Linked DNA regions of Homo sapiens: region 2 is linked to region 1. The links are chromatin loops, found by intact Hi-C in ENCODE. Cell type or tissue: body of pancreas. All regions are shown on one strand. Each heading gives the region's core, and the rest is flanking DNA. Links, peaks and the distances in the headings are about the cores only.

Region 1 (11,390 bases), core at 1,849-9,848:
CGGTAGCGTAAGTGTCAAGGAAAAACACCCGCTACTTAGCAGACCGGGAAAGGGAGTCTCCCTTTCCCCGGGGGGAGTTTAGAGAAGACTCTACTCCTCCACCTCTTGTGGAGGGCCTGACTGCAGGTTCGCCCACAATTATCCGGAGGCCTAACTGTCTCCCTGTGATGCTGTGCTTCAGTGGTCACGCTCCTAGTCCGCCTTCATGTTCCATTCTGTACACCTGGCTCTGCCTTCTAGATAGCAGTAGCAAATTAGTGAAAGTACTAAAAGTCTCTAATAATGGTGGAAGCTGTTTCTCTCTTTGTCTCCTCTCTCTCTCTGCCTCGGCTGCCAGGCAGGGAAGGGCCCCCTGTCCAGTGGACACGTGACCCACATGACCTTACCTATCATTGGAGATGGCTCACTCTCCTTATCCTGCCCCTTTGTCTTGTATCCAATAAATATCAGTGCAGCCTGGCATTTGGGACCACTACCGGTCTCCGCGACTTGGTGGTAGTGGTTCCCCAGGCCCAGCTGCCTTTTATCTCTTTGTCTTGTGTCTTTATTTCTACACTCTCTCGTCTCCGCACACGGGGAGAGACCCACTGACCCTGTGGGGCTGGTCCCTACAGACAGAGTCTCACTCTGTTGCCCAGGCTGGAGTGCAGTGGTGCGATCTCAGCTCCTGCAACCTCTGCCTACCAGATTCAAGTGATTCTCCTGCCTCAGCCTCTCGAGTAGCTGGGATTACAGGCATGCACCACCTCCCAAATAGCTGGGATTACTGGCATGCACTAATTTTTTTGTTTTGTTTTGTTTGTTTGTTTTTTGCAACAGAGTCTTGCTCTGTTGCCCAAGCTGGAGTGCAGTGGCGCGATCTCGGCTCACTGCAAGCTCCGCCCCTCCAGGTTTAAGCAATTCTCTGCCTCAGCCTCTGGAGTAGCTGGGATTACAGGCGTCCGCCACCAAGCCTGGCCAATTTTTTGTATCTTTAATAGAGACGGGGTTTTCACCATACTGGCCAGGCTGGTCTCAAACTCCTGGCCTCAAGTGATCCACCCGCCTCAGCCTCCCAAAGTTCTGGGATTACAGGCATGAGCCACCACCCGGCCTTGGTGAAAACATTTAAAGCTACTCATATCATATATATTAAGTTACTAGGCCAGGTGAGGTGGCTCACACCTGTAATCCCAATACTTTGGGAGGCCGAGGCGGGCAGATCATGAGATCAGGAGATTGAGACCATCCTGGCTAACACAGTGAAACCCCGTCTCTACTAAAAATACAAAAAATTAGCCGGGCGAGGTGGCGGGCACCTGTAGTCCCAGCTACTCGGGAGGCTGAGGCAGGAGAATGGCATGAACCCGGGAGGCGGAGTTTGCAGTGAGCCGAGATCGCACCACTGCACTCCAGCCTGGGCGACAGGGAGAGACTCCATCTCAAAAAAAAAAAAAAAGTATATATATACACACACACACACACACACACACACACACACATAGTTACTAGACATCTTTTGAAATCCTGTAAATGGGTTACAATGTTTTATCATCTCATCCAAATCTTATCTGAAAGGCCCATGCACTGGGTACGTGGGTTAGGCACTACTGAAAGAGTGTTAGAGTCCTACACTCTGACACTTTCAAAATTATGAAAACTACAGAAATGTAAAAGGGCTATCAGCATTTACCTGCTACGGCAGCCAAAGGGCAAGAGGCATTTGGTGTGGAGGCCGGTGAAGAGGGAATTTGGGGGGCTGCAAATATTGCAAATATTCGAGTATTAACTTTGGTATACTTGGTGCAAGTCTGATATAAAGAGGAGGTTTCTTCCATGTGTGACTTGTCTTATTTAACAGGAAAGCACTTTCCACTGGAGTGTGTCCAAACCAGCATCTGGCACCTGGGGAAGGGAGAGTTCGAACACACTGCACATGAAATATAAATAAAATTTAGAGAATTGTGGATGCGGCAGGCCTTGGTTAGAGGCCAAATATCACAGCTGCCTTTTAAAGGGGTGTGGAAAGAGGGGATTTGCAATGGAAATGATCCCAGAATCATAATTGTAGTGGGTGTTATAAGAAGCCCAAGGAGTCATTTGGCATCCTGTGAAGAATTAGCCAGTGTGCTCTGGGCTACAGAAATCTTGCTCTCTGTGTATGTGGTTCTCTAAAGGAGAATGTCCCCACTGGTGTTCAGCTAGCGATGTTACATGAATCGACTTGGCTATTCTGAAAATTATTATTGTTTTAAAATATGTAGGAATGAGCCTCAACATGTATCGCATTCTGTAGAACATATTAGAATTTTCTCTTCAGAAATTGCTTTTGAAGGCACATGAAGTCATACGAAATACACACAGCACAAATATATATTTGTCACTTTTAAGATTCATAAATCACAGTCCTTGGACTTTAGAAAGAGTAGCACACATGATGTGGGCCGGGCGCGGTGGTTCATGCCTGGAATCCCAGCACTGTGGGAGGCCAAGGTGGGCGGATCACCTGAGGTCACGAGTTCAAGACTAGCCTGAGCAACATGGCAAAATCCCATCTCTACTAAAAATTAAAAAATTAGCTGGGTGTGGTGGCGCACACCCATGGTCCCAGCTACTCAGGAGGCTGAGGTGGGAGGATCGATTGAGCCCAGGAGGTCGAGGCTGCAGTAAGCCATGACTGTGCCACTGCACTCCAGCCTGGGTGACAGAGCAAGACTTTTTCTTAAAAAAAAAAAAAAAAAGCATTCGTGACTCATGGGAGAAGATCAAAATATCAACGTTAACAGGAGTTTGGAAGAAGTTGATTCCAACCATCACACGTGTCTTCCGTGAAGGAAGAAAGTGCGGATGCGGTAGAAACAATGAGAACTAGAATGAGAGGTGAAGCCTGAAGATGGGGCTGAGATGGCTGCAGTCTCATGACCAAACTGTAGCAGGTGAGGAGTTGCTTCTTGTAGATGAGCAAAGACAGTTAGAACGTCAACTTAATAAGGCAGCGGTAAGGTTTGAGAGGACTGACTCCAATTTTGAAAGAAGTTCTACTGTGGGTAAAATGCTATCAAACAGCATCGCACGCTACAGAGAAATCTTTCTTGAGAGGGAGAGATGATGGATACGGCAAGCTTCGCTGCAGTCTGATTTTAAGCGCTTTTACCACAGCCACCCAACCTTCAGCAACCACCATCCTGATCAGTCACCAGCAGCCATCAATATTGAGGCAAGACCCTCCACCAGCAAAATGATTTCAACTTGCTAAAGGCTCAAATGATCATTAGCATCTTTTTTTTTTTTTTTTTTTTTGAGGCGCAGTCTCGCTCTGTCACCCAGGCTGGAGTGTGGTGGTGCCATCTCCACTCACTGCAAGCTCCGCCTCCCTGGTGCATGCCATTCTCTTGCCTCGGCCTCCCAAGTAGCTGGGATTACAGGCACCTGACAGGACGACCGGCTAATTTTTGTATTTTTAGTATAGACAGGGTTTCACCATATTAGCCAGGATGGTCTCGATCTCCTGACCTCGTGATCCACCCGCCCCGGCCTCCCACAGTGCTGGGATTACAGGTGTGAGCCACCACGCCCAGCTGTTTTGTTTTTGTTTTTGTTTTTTGAGATGAAGCTTCATTCGTTGTCCAGGCTGGAGTGCAATAGCGTGATTTTGGCTCACTGCAACCTCTGCCTTCCTGGTTCAAGCCATTCTCCTGCCTCAGCCTCATGAGTAGCTGGGATTATAGGTGCGTATCACCACGCCCAGCTATTTTGTTTGTATTTTTAGTAGAGACAGTGTTTCACCATGTTGGCCAGGCTGGTCTCAAACTCCTGACCTCAGGTGATCCATTCACCTCAGCCTCCCAAAGTGCTGGGATTACAGGTGTGAGCCACTGCGCCTGGCCTGTGATATTAGTTTTATTGTTGTAATCTGGAACCAGAGCTGCAATATCTTGAGGTTTGCCAGTATATAAACACAGAGAAACGTATTCCTAACAAAACAAGTAGGAAATATCCATGATCATTCCAGCCCGTGTTTCTGTAACTGGCCATGGGTTGTGGCTGGTATTTATAATGACCTTTCACTATCCATTATGTATTCCCTTTGCTTTCAGTAAGCACCTCAGCTGGTTGTGGGTCTTTTCCTGGTGGGTGACCCAAACTTTCATTCCTGAAAGGTCTGGGCCCTTGGTAGTCCTGCCTGGATTGAATTCTTGTGGTTTTTCCATTGCCCTAAATCATAGGCCATGGTCTACTAGGACACCCTGAGGGGCCTCTATTCCAGACATACTCTTGCTCACCTCAATTGTGGACTTGTGGTCCAATCTAGGATCAATCACCCCAGCCAGCACAGTAACTCTCTTATCTGCCTGTTGATTCAGAGGCAGTGGGAGGCCAAACAGGCCCAGCAGAAGTCCTCACTTGGAGTTCAATGGCACCACTGTTGGGTCTTCTGGGGGAAACATTCCTCCATTTGGAAATACGACCCCTAGGCCAGCAGAGCATAAGGTCACGTGAACAGGAAACAAACATCTTGCTGCTGGGTCACTAGGAGTGCTAGGGACTGGTGCCCCTCTCATTGCCACCCCTTGATTCCCGGACCCATGAATCCTGGCTGTGGGAGAAACAGCACCCTACACTCAGTTCTGATTCAGAGCATATACTGCCTCCTGCAGAACTCTGGCCCAGCCCTGCAAGGCATCGCCACCCAGCTGGTGCTGTAGTGGAGTCTTCAAAAGGCCATTCCACCATCTTATCAAACCAGCTGCTTCAAGATGGTGGGCAACATGGTCGTACCGGGGAATTCCATGAGCATGGGCTCGTTACCATACTTTCTTTGCTGTGAAGGGAGTTCCTCAGACAGAAGCAGTGCGGTGTGGCATACCGTGACAGTAGGTACGGCATTCTGTGAGTCCACGGATGCTAGTTTTGGCAGGAGCGTGACGTACAGGGAAGGCAAATCCCGATCTAGAGTAAGTGTCTATTCCAGTGAGGACAAAATGCTGCCCCTTCCGTGATGGAAGTGATCCAGTGTCACCAACCTGTCACCGGGTCACTGGCTGATCACCCCAGGGAATGGGGTCACCAACTGATCACCCCAGGGAATGGGATCACCGGGTCGCTGGCTGATCACCCCAGAGAATGGGGTCACTGGCTGATCACCCCAGGGATTGGGGTCACCGGCTGATCACCCCAGGGAATGGGGTCACCGGGTCGCTGGCTGATCACCCCAGGGAATGGGGTCACCAACTGATCACCCCAGGGAATGGGGTCACCAGGTCGCTGGCTGATCACCCCAGAGAATGGGGTCACTGGCTGATCACCCCAGGGATTGGGGTCACCGGCTGATCACCCCGGGGAATGGGGTCACTGGGTCGCTGGCTGATCACCCCAGGGAATGGGGTCACCGACTGATCACCCCAGGGAATGGGGTCACCGGGTTGCTGGCTGATCACCGCAGGGAATGGGGTCACTGGGTCGCTGGCTGATCACCCCAGGGAATGGCATCATTTCAGGGGCTCAGGGTTGGTCTCTGTTGCTGGCAGATGGGGCTTTCAGCCATGGCTGCAGCCAGGATGGCCATAGTGAGTAACAGTCTGTGCTGTGAGCCCATGAATAACCTTTATCCCTGCCCCCCATGGCCACTTTGTTCATGAGCCCACTGGGCACTAACTGTGGTGTCGGGGGAGAGAGGCTGAGCAGCACCCAGAGAACGGGCCATCCTATCGCTTGAAGATTCGAACTCTTCCCTGGTGAGGCCACCCTTTGGCGAGCATTTACATGGGACACACGTATCGTCCGGTTTTTGCCCACATACCTCTTCTCTCAGTTCCCTCGGTTTCCTTGTCACTAATTTTCCAATCATGTTCCTTCCAAGTCCCTGACTCTCCAGGCAAATCATTGGCTACGGTCGGTGAATCGGTGTGTGCTCTCACGTCCAGCCATTTCTCCTTCCAAGCACAACCAACAACCAGGTGCACTGCGCCAACGTCTGCCCACCGGGAGGATCTGCCCCCACCGCTGTCCTTCGGGAATGTCCAAGGAAGAGGCTGGAGGGCAACAGCTGCTCAGTTTCGGGCGGAGACTGCACGTCGTACAGAACCATCTGCAAACTGGGATGTGAGTCTTCGCTTTCTCTGTCAGCTGATCATGGAGGACTCCCCATGATGCTAGAGGTGCAGGCTGGGAAAGGGAAGGCAGGGTGGAGTCGTGGCAGTGGGAACCAAGGGCCTTTGAAGCTGCTTCTCCATCTAACTTCCTGGTGCCTTCAGGGCCTGCTTGGGCCCAGTCACGTGTATACTATTTCCATTAGATGGTGAAGCACGGTGCTGCTGTGCACACCCAACTGTATGGCTTGATGGGTCAGAGAACCTCCAGTTCACGACGGGCAGCTCAGGCCACATGGTAACTCCGTGGCCCATGGCTAAGCATCAGTCTCCAAGAAGGCCCAGTAGCAGTCCAAAAGCTGTGTCTCAAAAGGAGAGTACTGTCCACAGGATGGCAGAGCTTTGCTCCAAAATCCTACAGGCTTGCTCTGCGATTCACCTACGGGGCCTGCCAAAGGCTGCAAACAGCATCCTTGTCTGCCACGGTCTCTTCAAGCATCACTGGATCAGCTGGATCACGTGGCCCACGTGGAGAGCAGCTTGCATCACAGTCGGAACCTGCTACAGTGCGTTCTCTCGCTCTGGTCCCTCTCAAAGCTAGCAGATTTTCAGGTTGCTCTATAACTAGGTCAGGCTAACACGCCCAAATGAGGATTGAGTTGCCGTTAAATATCTGGACACTAAACGGCCCAGTCAAGTTGGCACACACAATTGCCCATCACACACTCTGACATGGGGTATCTTTAAGACGTAGCACAAGAGAAAGGAGGGTGCAGAAGAGGTAGGAAATACTAACCTACAACTTGTCTTTTTTTTTTTTTTTAAAGAAACAGGGTCTTGGCCAGGTGCAGTGGCTCACGCCTATAATCCCAGCACTTTGGGAGGCCGAGGTGGGTGGATCACGAGGTCAAGAGATTGAGACCATCCTGGCCAACATGGTGAAACCCCGTCTCTACTGAAAATACAAAAACTAGCTGGGTGTGGTGGTGGATGCCTGTAATCCCAGCTACTCAGGAGGCTGAGGCAGGAGAATCGCTTGAACCCGGGAGGCGGATGTTGCAGTGAGCCGAGATCACACCACTGCACTCCAGCCTGGTGACACAGTGAGACTCCATCTCAAAAAAAAAAAAAAAAGGAAAAAAAAAAGAAATGGGGTCTTGCTCTGTCACCCAGGCTGGGTATAGTGCTGTGATCATGGCTCACTGCAGCCTCCAACTCCTGGGCTCAAGTGATCCTCCCACCTCAGCCTCCCGCATAGCTGGAATTACAGGTGCACTCCACCATGCCCGGCTAATTTATTTTCTTTCTTTCTTTCTTTTTTTTTTTTTAGAGATAGAGGTCTCACTATGCTGCCCAGGCTGGTCTTGAACTCTTGACTTCAAGGGATCCTCCGGCTTGGCCTTCTGAACTGCAGGGATTATAGGCATGAGCCACTGCACCCGGCCCCATTTGTAATTCTTTTTTTTTTTTTTTTTTTTTTGAGACAGAGTCTCGCTCTGTCGCCCAGGCTGGAGTGCAATGGCACAATCTCGGCTCACTGCAAGCTCCGCCTCCCGGTTTCACGCCATTCTCCTGCCTCAGCCTCCAGAGTAGCTGGGACTACAGACGCCCGCCACCACCAGCTAATTTTTGCATTTTTGGTAAAGACAGGGTTTCACTATGTTGGTCAGGCTGGTCTTGAACTCCTGACCTCAGGTGATCCGCCCGCCTCAGCCTCCCAAAGTGCTGGGATTACAGGTGTGAGCCACCGCACCCGGCCTGTATTATAAGCTTTAATGTCTGTTTTATATTTTCCTTTTTAAAAAGTCGGTATTTTGTGGCAGATCCACTAATAAATGAAATTACCTGATAGAGAAGTGCATACAGCAGAATATGGAGGCGAGATCTGACAAGGATCAAGACGAAGAAAGGGGGAGAAGATCGTTGTTCTCACTGGCTATGGCAGAAGTGTGGTGCAGATCTTTCTGGCACCAACTTGATATATAACTTTGGGGAGCCACCGTGATTTATTATTCTTTCTATTATTCCTTTTATCCCTTAGCAAAGCAGGACAAGTCTGGTCTCTGGGTTGCTTTTTTGTTTTTCTTTTTTGAGATGGTTCTCACTCTGTCGCCCAGGCTGGAGTGCAGTGGTACGATGATGGCTCACTGAAGCCTTGACCTCCTGGGCTCAAGCAATCCTCCCACCTCAGCCTCCCAAGTAGCTGGGACTACAGGCACATGTCACCATGCCGAGCTAATTTTTGTATTTTTTGTTTTTTTAGAGACGGAGTCTTGCTCTGTTGCCCTGGCTGGAGTGCAATGGCGTGATCTGCAAGCTCCTGCAAGCTCCACCTCCTGGGTTCACGCCATTCTCTTGCCTCAGCCTCCTGAGTAGCTGGGACCACAGGCACCCGCCACCATGCCTGGATAATTTTTTGTATTTTTAATAGAGACAGGGTTTCACCATGTTAGCCAGGATGGTCTCGATCTCCTGAACTCGTGATCTGCCTGCCTCGGCCTCCCAAAGTGCTGGGATTACAGGTGTTAGCCACCAAACCCAGCCTAATTTTTGTATTTTTTTGTAGAGACACAGTCTCACTATGTGGCCGAGGCTGGTCTTGAACTCCTGGGCTCAAGTGATCCTCCTGCCTTGACCTCCCAAAGTGCTGGGATTACAGGCATGAGCCACCATGCCCGGCCATTAGTCTCTAGTTCCTAAACAACTTTCCTAACTCTTTTCTGACTTTCTTGTAGAAGTGTAAAGTGCTGGAGAAAACACTGTGCATTTTTCTATCTGCTTCCAATACTTTTCAGATCAGATCTGAGGATTATAATTCATACCCCTAGGCTGGGCACGGTGGCTCATGCCTGTAATCCCAATACTTTTCAGATCAAATCTGAGGATTATAACTTGTACCCCTAGGCCAGGCACAGTGGCTCACACCTGTAATCCCAGCATTTTGGGAGGCCAAGGCGGGCAGATCACTTGAGGTCAGGAGTTCAAAACCATTCTTGTCAGCCTGGTGAAACCCCATCTCTACTAAAAATACAAAAAATTAGCCGGGCGTGCTGGCACATGACTGTAATCCCAGCTACTTGGGAGGCTGAGGCAGGAGAACTGCTGAACCCGGGAGGCAGAGGTTGCAGTGAGCCGAGATCTCACCATTGCACTCCAGCCTGGGTGAAGAAGCAAGACTCTGTCTCAAAAAAAAAGAACTAAACCTGGACGGAAGCACCTGTGTCTTCCTGGGCACTAGTTGTAAAAGCAACACGTTGAGTTCAGATTTTATCCTGGCATGAAGTAGAATCCAGAGCAGGGAGCACGTTCACAGTCCTGTGTGGGAAGATCATTCTGTGAATAGTTTGGAGAAGAGCAAGGTAGGAGGCTCCAAAACCAGTTAAGAGCCTATTAATTAAGAGGCCGGTGCGGTGGCTCACACCTGTAACCCCAGCACTCTGGGAGGCTGAGGTGGGAGGATTGCTTGAGCCCAGGAGTTTGAGACCAGTCTGGGCAACAGAGTAAGAACCAGTTTCTGTAAAAAAGGTTTTTAAAAGTTAGCCCGGGGCACGGTGGCTCACACCTGTAACCCCAGCACTTTAGGAGGCTGAGGTGGGAGGATTGCTTGAGCCCAGGAGTTTGAGACCAGTCTGGGCAACAGAGTAAGAACCAGTTTCTATAAAAAAGGTTTTTAAAAGTTAGCCCGGGGCACGGTGGCTCACACCTGTAATCCCAGCACTTTGGGAGGCTGAGGTGGGCGGATCACGAGGTCAGGAGATCGAGACCATCCTGGCTAACACGGTGAAACCCCGTCTCTACTAAAAACACAAAAAATTAGCTGGGCGTGGTGGCGGGCGCCTGTAGTCCCAGCTACTCGGGAGGCTGAGGCAGGAGAATGGCGTGAACCCAGGAGGCGGAGCTTGCACTGAGCCGAGATCACACCACTGCACTCCAGCCTGGGCAACAGAGCAAGACTCCATCTCAAAAAAAAAAAACATTAGCCCATTACCCCGGCATGGTGGTACATGCCCATGGTCCCAGCTACTTGGCAGGGTCGAGGTAGGAGGATCCCTTGAGCCCAGGAGATCGAGGCTGCAGTGAGCCATGATGGGGCCACTGCACTCCAGTTTGGGCCACAAAGAAAGACCCTGTCTCAAAAAGAAAAAAAGAGGCTCAGAGAAGACATTACTTCCAATTAGATTAATCAGAAAAGGTAAGTTTTGAAGGGCAGGAATATTTAAAGACAGAGCTGAGGGGCATGAGTGGAGTGTTGTGAGAAGAAAAAAGAATTACTAGCAAAAGTTCACAAGGGTCTGAGTGTGGCAGCTCACATCTGTAATCCCAGCACTTTGGGAGGCCAAGGCGGGCAGATCACTTGAGGTCAGGAGTTCAAGAGCAGCCTGGCCAACATGGTGAAACTCCGTCTCTACTAAAAATACAAAAAAATTAGCTGGGCGTGGTGGCTCACGCCTGTAGCTGGGGTCAGGAGGCTGAGGCAGGAGAATCACTTAAAGCTGGGTAATGGAGGTTGCAGTGAGCTGAGATCGCACCATTGCACACCAGCCTGGGCGACAGAGCGAGACTCCATCTCAGAAAAAAGAAAAAAAAAATGTGGTCCCCAACCAGCAGTAGCATCACCTGGGAAATCCAAAATTTCACACCCACCTCAGACCTTTCTGAGTCAGAAACTAACTCTGCGCTCAGCAGCTTAACCACCTGGTTCTCAGTGATGGTTTAGGACAGCCTCACGGACCTCCAGTAAGCCCAGCCCCTCACCAGGCCAATACTCTATGAAGATGAACAGATGATGCTATTACGTGCCCTTCACTGTGGAGACAGAAGGGAGGGACCGACGGTGCTCAGGGCTGGGCCTGGAGGACCCCATCCGGAGCCTGGAGTGCTCTTTATCACCGGCTGCCCGTGGGAACCCACGACTCACGGCTGGAGGCCCCACGCCCCCTGCCTTGTTTCCATCTGCTGCAGCCAGCGACGTCAAGCCTTATTCCATCTGTCAGACCAGGCCAGACGATAAATGTCCTCTTGTGGGGAAAGTGATTCAGAGAGAAAAGCTAAGAGCCACTCCACCCTCACATAATCCACCTCACATAATCCACCCTCACATAATCCACCCTCACATAATCCACCTCACATAATCCACCTCACATAATCCACCCTCACATAATCCACCCCTCACATAATCCACCTCACATAATCCACCCACACTCACATAATCCACCTCACATAATCCACCCTCACATAATCCACCCTCACATAATCCACCTCACATAATCCACCCTCACATAATCCACCCTCACATAATCCACCCTCACATAATCCACCTCA
Region 2 (11,390 bases), core at 1,276-9,275, 190 kb before region 1:
AGGCCGTCTCTGCCTCTGGATTGCACACTGGCCTACAGACCTGGGGACAGAGTCTTTCACGAGTTGTGTATCGTTTAACAGAAACCCAACAGTTCCACCCAAACCTCCTGACACATTCTCGGGCTTGGGAAGTGTCCCAAAGCACCAAGGGGGTGAGACACACGCCTTGAAAAATGGCAGTAGGCATACTTACCTGTCTTCATGCGCTCACATACGAGGTGTACCTAGAACGCCCTCATGTTATATTCCCAGCACTAATGAAGCTACTGGTCAACAGCTATTTGTTCCCAAAGAATTTTCCCTTGCGCAGCCGCAGCCTGGAGGAAGCAGGGCGTGTGCCCTCGTCTGCTGGCGGCAGCAGTGAGGGGTGTAGCCAAGTGCCCACTTCTCTCATTCAGCTGCTTCGGGGCAAACTGGAAAGATCCTTTGAGCTCACAGCCCCCTGCTCAGTGCTACTCCTGAACCTGCGGGCCTGTGTGCACAGCCACCCACAGCGCGCACAACACATGGGCCTGCCCAGGGCAACGGCACCGTCAACAGCGTGTGCCCTCGCTCAGGGCCCTGCTGGTACTACGCTTCCCAGTGTGCAGGGTTCCCAGACGTGTGTCCTCTCATACATTGCATTTCCTCCCTAAGCTGCACGGGGCAACACCGTGTTAGGTCCCGCGCATCTGCTCCTGGGCCACATCCGGCTCCGTCTGTATTGTTCCTGAATTCAGTTTGCTGTCCTAGAACAAGGCAGCAGGAGGGGAGAACAGCTTTTCAGTGTCTTTAATTAGGCAACAGGAAAAAACAAAGTCTGGCTGAAAATTACTATTTGAAGCTTGGCCGATGCCAACACAGCACTCGCTCCCTGCGTTCTGGTAAGTGATGGCCATTGATTTCAAGGACGTACCAAGGGGCGAAAAGCAAGAGCAGGAAGTCACCTCGCTCTGGAAAAGAAGCTGGTTTTCATCTGCTGTATGTGCTGGTCCCAAACATACCCTTTTCTCTTTTTTTAGTATTTTTTTTCCCAATTAGGAATTCAATGTGGAAAACATACCCTTTTTCTTCAACAGGCTTTTAATGTTGGGAAGACAGGTTAAAAAAAACAACAACAACAGGCTGGCTGTGCCGGCGCACGCCTGGAATCCCAGCACTGTGGGAGGCCAAGGCAGGCAGATCACCTGAGGTCAGGAGTTCGAGACCAGCCTGGCCAACATGGCGAAACCCCGTCTCTACTAAAAATACAAAAATTAGTCAGGCGCGGTGGTGTCGCTTGTAATCTCAGCTACTTGGGAGACTGAGGCAGGAGAATGGCTTGAACCTGTGAGCTGGGATCGTGCCACTGCACTCTAGCCGGGGCGACAGAGCGAGACTCTGTCTCAAAAAAAAAAAAAAAAAAAAACCCTCATCGCTGTTGTGAGGATGAATGGATGGGATCTGGAAGTCACTGTGGTAAACACAAATCTGGGAACCACAGAGTGGCGTTTTCACAGCCGCCCCCAGCCTCCACCTGCAGGGCCTGGTTTTCCTGGCTGCCGGAGGAAGCCCTTGAATATGCCACAGCTGGTGCTGAACCTGCTTCCAATTAGCAACAAGAATCTGAAGGTGGAGCTGCTTGGCGGGGATTATCATGCCACCCACTTCGCCTGCATCTGTGGCCTTTACGACCTCTCACTATCGATCCCTGACACTCAGAAGTGATTCTTCCCTAACGGTTTCCCGCAAAGCAGTCACTGTATAAACCTGAACCTTTGGAGTAAACCTTCCCCACGGGTCTTAAGGAAGCTACAGACCCACTCTAAAAGGGGAATTCTGGTGTCAAGAATCCAGTTGCAATGACTTAGGGCAACCCCCTCGCTGGACTTTGTTCCTCCTGCCCCAAAGGTAAGCAGCTGCTAAGAGAACCCACCTTTCCTCCGAGGCCATCATGATACATGGAGAGAAATCCTGCCACCTCCCACATTCAGGTCGGCCACATTCATCCCACCCACCCCGACCCCTAAGGGAGACTCTGGCAGCGTTCCCAGAGAAGCCTTGAGCCTGGGACCTGCTGGGTTTAAGAGGCTCCCACACTTGGCCCATTCTTCACAAGGAGACCCGTGCGTGATTCCTCCTGTTCTCCCAACCAGCTTTCTCAGGCTTCAGAGGACTCGGCTCCCCTGGAGGGAGGAAATGGGCAAGAATGTCCACAGCAAGGTACGCGATCTGAGGATTCACCCTCCGTCCAGGGCCAAGTCAAACCAGGAGAGACGGTGGCCAGGGCTGCAGGAGGGATCTGCCTCTGCCACGGTCATCCAAATGAGCTTCCTGGCTGCCGGAAGCCAAGAGGATGTGACAGATGCTACATCCTGGGGGTCTCAAAACTCCTGGGACTCAGCTCCCAGCTACCAGGTATCCTCCACTGCCCACCCCGATAGAGCACAGGACCACAAGCAAAAACAACTTTTGTGATCAAGGACAGCAGAGGCCCAGGGTGGATGAGGTCCAGAGATGCCTGCTTTATTTCCTACGGGGTGATCGCATTTCAGGCTGGTAACATCACATAACAAGTCTAATCGCCAACTAGTTGTACGCCTCTGAACTACAAGTCAACAATCCAATTCAGCAAGGAACAACAGTGTCAACAGCTCATTAGCGGGTGGGGACCGGATTTTCCAAATCAATGGTCTTGGCTGGCAGAGTGCTGAGTGGGGCCTGAGTGAATGAGGCTAAAACGCTTGGCCGAAGCCGTCCATCCCCAATCCTGAGAACAGAGTTGTCTGTTTCTCTTTCGGGGGTCAGGTCAGCCCAAGTAAGAGGCCAACAACCTACCTGGGCCGATACAAGGCGACACAAGGCCCACCCGTGGCTGACGCGCCCTCCACCCTCACTCCATCCCGGGGCACAGCTCCTTCCGCTGGTGCTTAGGAAAAGGCGAGGCTTCTGGTAATTTCTCATCTTTGTAGTTCTGCTTTGAAAAGAAAAGGGGGCCGGGCACGGCGGCTCACGCCTGTAATCCCAGCACTTTGGGAGGCCGAGGCGGGTGGATCACCTGAGGTCAGGAGTTCGAGACCAGCCTGGCCAACATGGTGAAACCCCATCTCTACTAAAAATACAAAAATTAGCCAGGTACGGTGGCGGGTGCCTGTAATCCCAGCTACTCGGGAGGCTGAGGCAGGAGAATCACTTGAACCTTGGGGGCGGAGGTTGAAGTGAGCCAAGATGGTGCCACTGCACTCCAGCCTGGGCGACAGAGCAAGACTCCATCTCAAAAAAAAGAAAATAAAAGGGAATGGCAGGGGTGATCGAACGTGGGTGTGGGCACCTCAGCAGAGATCAGGGGCCTTGGGCACAGAGCTGGGTGGAGCGAGAGGTCCGTGCTGGTGCAGAGGTGCTCCTCCTAGGACTCAGGGCTAAGTTTCTTGGGAAGATGTCCAAAGAGAAGGATTCGTTAACAGAATTTCAGGATCGTGGGAGCTGTTTGTATGATATGAACCATTACCTTAGCTACATTTTTCTTCTCACCCAAAAAACCTCTACAAGCTTCCTTTTGCATTTGGAGATCCCCTGCCTGAGAACACAAGAGTGGGCTGCTTTTCTCTCAGACCGAGGAAGACTGTGTTGCTTAGAAAAGGACGTCCTCACCCGCAGCTCTAAGCGGAGGCCCTTTCTCAGCTCAGCCTCCACGCAGGTGTCACCCGGCGGTTCCCCTCTGGCCGTCCGGGGCCGTGTGTGCCGACGTCAGAGTCAGAGCCCGAGCGGGACCCACCGGCCCTCCACGCTCACTCTGCCCAGGACACCCTGGCAGATCCTTCACCAAAAGCTAGTGACTTTGCGAAAGCCATGCAGCCCCGCTCTGGCCGGGCCCCCGGCCATCCCGTGCTCCCAAACAGAGTCTCCAAACACGGTGGACTCTGCCGCTGCTGATTCCACACCCCAGGGTGCTGGCTGAGGAGTTTACTGCAGAAACAAGGCACCACAGAGAGGCTGGACACTTGGGTGGTGGGATTCGGGGCACGCTGGGTAAGTCCAAGGGCGGAAGGAAGGAGGGGGAGGAGGAGAAGGCTGAGTTTTAAATAACGTCTCAGGAGGCCGGAGCCACGCTAGATGGGCTCCGGTTTGAGCTTCTCTGCTAGGAAGTCATTCACAAAGGCCTCCACGATGGCGGGGGTGATCTCCTCCACGTCCATCACGTACTTGGCCCGGGCTGACATGTCCAGGATGGTGAGCAAAGGGGCAGCCTCAGGCAGGTTGGTGTAATCTCGCAGGGAGTCAGTCATGTCATCCTGAAGCCGTCAGGAGGGAGAGAAAACCAAGAAGTTTTAAAGAAAGGAGGGGGAGAGTCCCCTGGGCCCAGTCTCCCCAGGTGTGGTAGCTCCCGCACCCTGAAGAGCCGGCGTTTCCCAAGCAGAGGGCTCCCAGCCTGGGAAGGAGGGAACCCTGCCCTGCCTTCCGGAGGAAGGGGCTGCTTTGTAAAATTCTCTCTTTGCATCCGCCCTGCAAACCACTAGGTAAGTCGTCTGTATTTAATTATTTATGTATTTATTAGCATCAACACCATTTTAATACGTCCTCAGCATTTTAGAAATGTCACATTCTTTTTTTTTTTTTTTTTTTTGAGATGGAGTCTCGCTCTGTCACCCAGGCTGGAGTGCAGTGGCACGATCTCGGCTCACTGCAAGCTCCACCTCCCGGGTTTAAGCAATTCTCCTGCCTCAGCCTCCTGAGTAGCTGGGACTACAGGCGCCCACCACGCCCGGCTAATTTTTTACATTTTTAGTAGAGACGGGGTTTCACCATGTTGGTCAGGCTGGTCTCCAACTCCTGACCTCAGGTGATCCGCCTACCTTGGCCTCCCAAAGTGCTAGGATTACAGGCGTCAGCCACCGTGCCAGTCTAGAAATGTCATAGCCTCTGATTGTTTATTTTTGTAACCAACTGTCAATGATTTGCAGCCCCACTGTGGGTTATCTGAGGCCAATCTGGACTTCAACTCTGGAATGTTTTTAAACAGAGACAGCTCGCTGTGTTCCAACTCCCACCCCTGTGGTTTCAGGCAGGACAGGAGCTGCACAGCCAGCCAGTTCAGAAGACAGCGCTGCTTAAGCACTGTGGAAGCTTACGCTGCCTCACTACTTATCTGAGAAAGAAGCTGGCACTTTATCCTACATTCCCAGCAGCTGTCCTGGTGAATTTCCCTAATAGCAGACATAGCCTCATGCAGACACCAAGGCAAACACAGAAATCCAAAGACAAGGAGAAAGGATTTGTAAGGGAGCTACTTTTTTTTTTTGGAGATAGAGTCTCTTTCTGTTGCCCCAGCTGGAGTGAAGTGGCGCAGTCATAGCTCACTGCAGCCTCCACCTCCTGGGCTCAAGCAATCCTCCCACCTCAGCCTCCTGAGTAGCTGGGACTCTAGCCATGCAGCACCATGCCTGGCTAATTTTTGTACATTTTTTGGAGACACAAAAGTCCAGCCCAGCCAGACGGGAGCCAGCAAACTGCCTTGGAGCAGCCCCTCGTCCACTCTGAACCTTGCCTCCCTCCCCTGTGAAACAGGACAGCGACTACGTTCCCAGCCAGAGAGCCAGGAGCGAAGGAGACAGCCCAGGTGAAATATGCGGCTCTGTGCCTGGCGTACAGAAAACCTGCAAATGCTCCTTCCAGACTTGACACCTCTCAAGGCCGCCCCCGCCCGTGCCCGGCCCCTGCTGTGCTGCAGCCATCTTTTCTCAGAGCCATTCTGCAGGGGTTGGAGTCACTGCATGCCGCGCAGCCTCCCTGGGGCTGGGCTTGGTGTGCAGTGGCCAGTGCCACCCCGAGGCAGGGCCTGTGAACCTCTTTGCTCCCCTCCACCCCCGGGCTGAGCAGGTGACTGGAGCCGCCTGGGAAGGACCCAGGTGCTGGGCTGGGCAGGGCCGGGGGCTGAGGTGATGAATGGGTGGCACAGGGTGTCTGGCTGCCGCCTGCCTCCTCCGTGCCTCTCCTGGGATCCAAACACAGCGTGAAATCAGCACAGGGCTCTGACCAACTGGAGGTACAGATGGGTGGATGGAGGGCAGGGGGCGGCCTCCAAAACTGTCTGTCAGTCAGTGGGGTGGGGTGGGGTGGGGAGGTGGCAGCGCAGGCATGGAGGAGGCTCCTGGGTTGGAGGAGCTCAAGAATGAGAGCCTGCACCTGTGCTGAGTCGCGGAGACGCCCGTCTGCAGGGTGCAGGGTGCAGGGTTCCAGGCCCTGGATAACTGGGTACCTGCGGGAGGGCGCTCTGCTGAAAGCCCCACTTTCCCACCCTGTGAAGAGTCTCCTGCCTGGTCCAGCCCCGCTGGAGACCTCAAAGGGACAGCCTGGGTGAAACAGACGGGGAGCGGCAGCAATTTCCAACCTCAGCACTCACCGGGCCGGCTGGGTGACCGCAGGTATAAGCAGTAGCCCCAGCCAGGATCCCTCTGATGAGATCGGCCCACTGCAGCCAGCGCGGAGGCACGAACCCAGCATTTTGTAAAGACTCAAGGGCCTGGTTGTGACCCAGGAGGTGTGGATCACACTTTGCAGCCACGGCCACTCTCCCCAGCCGCTCAGGCGGGAAGCAGCCTGGGGACGGCTCCCTGCTGACCTGAGGCTGCCGAGCATGGACGGGAAGAGGAAGCAGCAGGGGAGGGAATGGTTTTCCATGGCGAATGGCTACCTTTCCTTGCCACATTTGTCTGTGGGCTCTCTCAGAAGCACAGGCAGCCCTGACCCTGGGGTCCTTTCAGGCAACCCTGGGGCCAGGATCAGTCCTGTGCCAGAAGTCCCAGCTGAGCCAGCCCTGGGCCAAGCCTCTCCTCCGCACTCACCTCCCCGGCTACGAAGAACAGAAGGGGTGCCTCCTCCTCTTTGGCTTTGTACTTGGCAATGATTTTCTCAGCTATCGGCTGAATCAGCTGCTTGGCCGCCTCGGACTCTCCGTCATCCTCAGAATCTGTGATTGGGTCGGGGGTAGAAAAAGACGGGGAGAAAAAGCACTGGCTTGTCAAACAGAGCGGCACCCGCCGAGGGGGCCTGAGCTGCAGAAACGCCCGCCTGAGCGGCCCCTGAACGGAAATGAACTTCCCCTTGGATGCAGGTCTTGCTCCCCGCATGCATGGGTGTGTGTGCACATGCGTCCCAGCAGCAAAGCTCACAGTGCTCTCCTGCACCGGGCTCCCCAGGAGGAACCTGCCTCACTGAGCAGCTCTGCTCTCCCAGGTAGACAGTCTTCCCATTGAATTCCTCACAAACCCGCCTGGGAGGCTGAGCTTCCCCTAAGCCAGGACCTGAGGCGCCTGCTAGTGTTTCTCTCAGCCACAGAATGAGAAGCCATGACCTCCGACCTCCGACTTCCCAGTGAAAATGGCAGAAGAACTGGTGGTGAGCGGGAGGGGGTGAGGACTGTGGTCTGGTCAGCGGCTTTTTTTTTTTTTTTTTTTTTTTTTTGAGACAGAGTCTCGCTCTGTTGCCCAGGCTGGAGTGCAGTGGTGCCATCTGGGCTCACTACAACTTCTGCCTCCCCGGTTCAAGCGATTCTCGTGCCTCAGCCTCCCGAGTAGCTGGGATTACAGGCGTGAGCCACCACACCCAGGCTCGTACAGTGATTTTGAGTTGTTGGAGGGGAGCCACAAGTCCAAGGCAGAGGGCCAGGTTTTGCAAAAGGAACCAGGGTCATCCCATCAGACTGCAGGGAGCCTGGCATGGATGCGCCTGTGTCCCCCTGGCCCGGCTGGGCAGTTACCCACGGAGCTCAGACTGGGTGAGATGGGAGACGGGGAGGTGCAAGCGAGGACAAAGGAGCCAAGGCAGCCACCGGGCTGGAGCAGCTCTTCAGAGCACAGAGGATCCGCAGAAGCAGCCTTGGTGAGCCTCGGCCAGAGGGGCCCAGCCCCTGCAGCTGCCGTGTGTGCCACCCGCCCTTTCCAACAATGGGTCTGCGCATGGGGGCCCCGAGGGCATCCTCCCGGCCTGACCTATTCTGCCCAGCTGGCAGCTGGGGAGCAGCTAGGAGGGAAAGTGCAGCTGCAGCTCCCACAGGGGCCAGCCATGAATAAATCATTGGGGTCAAAAGCAAGGCTTCAGGGAGAGACAAAGGCCCAGGCTTGCACTGCTGGTGACAGAGAGAAGCGGCAGGGACAGGCTCCTCCCAAGTGAGGCCCCTCCTGTCCCGCCCCCCAGCCACCCCTCGCCCCCTGCCCCCGTGAGCTTCATACCTACAAAAAGGACGAGGCAGGGGCCCTCGTTAAGCTGCGCGGCGTTGGAGTCGGAGAGCTCCAGCACGGGCTTGGGGTGCCAGGGGAACTCCCGGCAGTCCTCGTCGTTCAGCACCTCCACCCGCCCCTGCCGCGTGATCACCTCGCCCTGCGGGTCCAGCATGATGAGCGTGGGGATGCCTGCAGGGAAGAGGGGGTGCTTGGCCGCTGGCCCGGGAGATGCTGGCCCTGCCTGGCAGGAGGCTCGCGGGGTCCAGCCCGGGGTCCCCCCGACCGTGGTGGAGCCCACCGAGGACCTGGTACAGGCTCACAATGAAGAGGCCAGGTCTAAAGTCACAAAGCCTGGGGAGAATCCAGGCCTGGCCAGGGGGAGCCATGGAACCCCCTCGGGTCAGCCTGTAACCTGTCACCTTCGCCTTTCAGGGCCTCAGGATCCTCAGCTGCAGCCTGATGAGTGTGTTGTCGTTCCTACCTTATTCCGCTACAGAAAGATCAATGAGTTCATGCGGTTAAAGAACTTAGAGTTTGGGAGGCTGAGGTGGATGGATCACTTGAGGTCAGGAGTTGGAGACCAGCCTGGCCAACATGGTGAAACCCCCGTCTCTACTAAAAATACAAAAACTAGCTGGGCGTGGTGGCGGGCGCCTGTAGTCCCAGCTACTCGGGAGGCTGAGGCAGGAGAATCGCTCGAACTCGGGAGGTGGAGGTTGCAGTGAGCCAGGATTGCACCACTGCACTCCAGCCTGGACAACAGAGCAAGATTCTGTCTCTAAACAAATAAATAAATAAATAAGAACTTAGCACAGGGTCATGGCGCATCGGAGCAATCACTCACTGCTGGTCTCCCAAAGACACAGAAGACCTTCCCCAGCTGCTGGGGGTCAAACACGGAACAGGCAGTGCAGTGACCACACGGCGGACTTGCTGTGGCCACCGATGCAAGACGGGTCCTCGCCCGGCCACAGTGAGCGCAGGGCCAGTGCCGCCGGGGGGAACCTGAGGCTGGCCGCACCGGAGACTCGAAGAGGAGGACAGCTGACTGCAGCCCCCGCCGTCTGCACCCCAGCCCTCCCCGCTCCCCAGGGCTGCAGCCCCCGCCGTCTGCACCCCAGCACAACCCCCTCCCCAGGGCTGCAGCCCCCGCCGTCTGCACCCCAGCACAACCCCCTCCCCAGGGCTGCAGCCCCCGCCGTCTGCACCCCAGCTCCCCCCTTCCCCAGGGCTGCAGCCCCCGCCGTCTGCACCCCAGCTCCCCCCTTCCCCAGGGCTGGGGAAGAAAAGTAACAGAAAGCTTGCCTGCAAACCAGAAACCGCGCAACCCCAGCCAAAAAGCCTTCAATGAAAACTCAGAGAAAGCCCCACTCTGGTCAAGGTGCACGTGGGTTTTCTGTGTCTCTGTTCTTTTTACCCCACTCCCCGCAGCCTCTCCTCCAGCCAGGGCTACAGGCCCCCACCCACGGCCCACCCTTCGGGGACCTTTGTCTCTCCACTGGCAGCCGCTCCCCCCACACCCTGCACGTTCCAGACGCCTCTCCTCCTGGGCTGCCCAGAGCCTGAATTTTATGTGAAAGTCAGAGCAATTTAATATTTATAGATTCCCAAGGATTCGGTCAGTAATTTGCTCCGCTGACATTCTCCTTCCCTGTCGGGGGGATGCCGAGGTACCAGACATATGGCCCTCGTGTTTCGTACCCTGCTGCGGCCACCAGCACCGCGGGCGTGCCTGCCTTCGAAAGGAATCAACGAATCCATTATGTTCACACCTATGAGACAAAGTGGCTGATGTATCAGGGAGTGGGTCCAGAGAGAACAGGCTCTTGAGAACAGCCACTCCGACATCACACACACTCACATACACACACACACACACACACACACACGCACGCGCCCACACACACATGCGGCCGGCTCTCACTGGGGATTTTCGGGTGTGCTCAGCGTGGACAGTGCCCGAGGAGCTGTGTGTGCTGCCGCACAAGAAACCTGGGCATTTCCAGCCACATCCTCAGGCTGCATTTTATCCCCTGAGGCCGGGGTCCATGCCCGCTGTGTCCATCCATGAGGCTCGGGGGCTGGTCTCGAGGCTGCAGCCCAAAGGGAATCCGGGCCAGGGACCACCACAGGGACAGCTGGCCGCACAGGAGCCCCTCCACATCACCACACACCCTTCTCAAAATCCCCCCGGCAAGGTCCTTCCTCAGAGTAGGGTGTTTCTGAAATTGGGCAATTATGAGCACTGGGGTAAACCAGAGCCCCTGCTGCTGTGACAGGCCCCGCGGCCAGCCTGCGTGTGCCCCGGCGTGGGATGCCGAGTGGGTCTGTGGAAGAGAGGCAGGCACGGGGGACGGGGAGGGAGGAGAAGCCAACCTGAAGGCAAAGCTGCCCATTTCCCGGCTCAGCGCCTGGGGCTCTCCGAGGGCCTCCTCCAAGCGGCCTTTTTCCTGACTGTGGCTGCAGCCTCTTTTGAGTCCGTGCCTGCGGGGCCCAGGACAGCATGGCGAGGACACGGAGCCCCCACCTGGCTTCTGAGGAGCACTCAGGGGCTTCCCCGAGGAACGGCTCCTCCTAAGACGAGGTGTGCCGGGACGGGCCGTGTTGGGCCGCGTGACTGTCTGCATAAGCAGAAACCAACTTGGGCCCAAGGAAGCCACTCGTGTTCGGCCCCTGCACGGGGGAAAGCACCCATGTCTGCTGTGCCAGGCTGCCTCCCCTCAGCTGGTCCTGACGAGCTTGGCCTACAGCCATGACGAGTGCACATCCCTCCAAAGGTGAACCAGGGGCGGGAAACGGAACTGGCTTCTGCGGCCGTCTGCCCTGTGCTAGGCACGGCACAGATGGCACTGGCTAATCCTTATCACAGATGGGGCGGGCAGCATCAGGATCCCCCTAACAGATGGTCAAGGTGACCCCCAGGTCACCCAGCCAGGCAGTGGTTACAGTAGGGATGGGGGTCACCCAGCCAGGCAGTGGTTACACTGGGGACAGGACCCTGATCCACCTGTTGCAGAAGCTGCTGCTCTTCCTGCCAGGCCGTGGACGCTTCTGGGGTCCTCACAGCACCTGCGATGGGGACTGTCTTAACCAGGGCGGGGAAGTCCTGTACCTGCAGCTTTCTGCACCACCCACCTCCCTCTGCTCCTGGGGGAGAAGGCTGAGACCACAGCCACCATTTCCCTTTCTCCCCCTTCACACACGCCCTGTTCC

The links. Peaks named below come from ENCODE experiments on the same cell type or tissue, not always from the same donor. Only the 100,000 strongest peaks of a DNase experiment are listed, where the experiment ranks them.
Region 2: it touches region 1 in a loop (2.9-fold over the local background); 105 of 110 quality-filtered maps call a loop at or near these places.

Annotation. Positions count from the first base shown.
Region 1 is chr17:982,164-993,553 of GRCh38, forward strand. No RefSeq gene overlaps it. Among named protein-coding and RNA genes, the nearest start is that of NXN, 8.1 kb to the left of the region's middle. RefSeq lists an enhancer at 5,680-6,550. In body of pancreas, for the core only: no CTCF peak of the experiment used is centred there; no DNase peak of the experiment used is centred there.
Region 2 is chr17:796,882-808,271 of GRCh38, forward strand. It overlaps NXN (nucleoredoxin), which reads right to left. Exons shown (of 8, transcript NM_022463.5): 6 at 8,187-8,366; 7 at 6,801-6,925; 8 at 2,429-4,250. The coding sequence ends at 4,068. Among named protein-coding and RNA genes, the nearest start is that of MRM3, 20 kb to the left of the region's middle. In body of pancreas, for the core only: no CTCF peak of the experiment used is centred there; DNase peaks (open chromatin) are centred at 5,070, 5,710, 6,350 and 6,800; H3K4me3 peaks cover 608 bases; H3K27ac peaks cover 3,208 bases.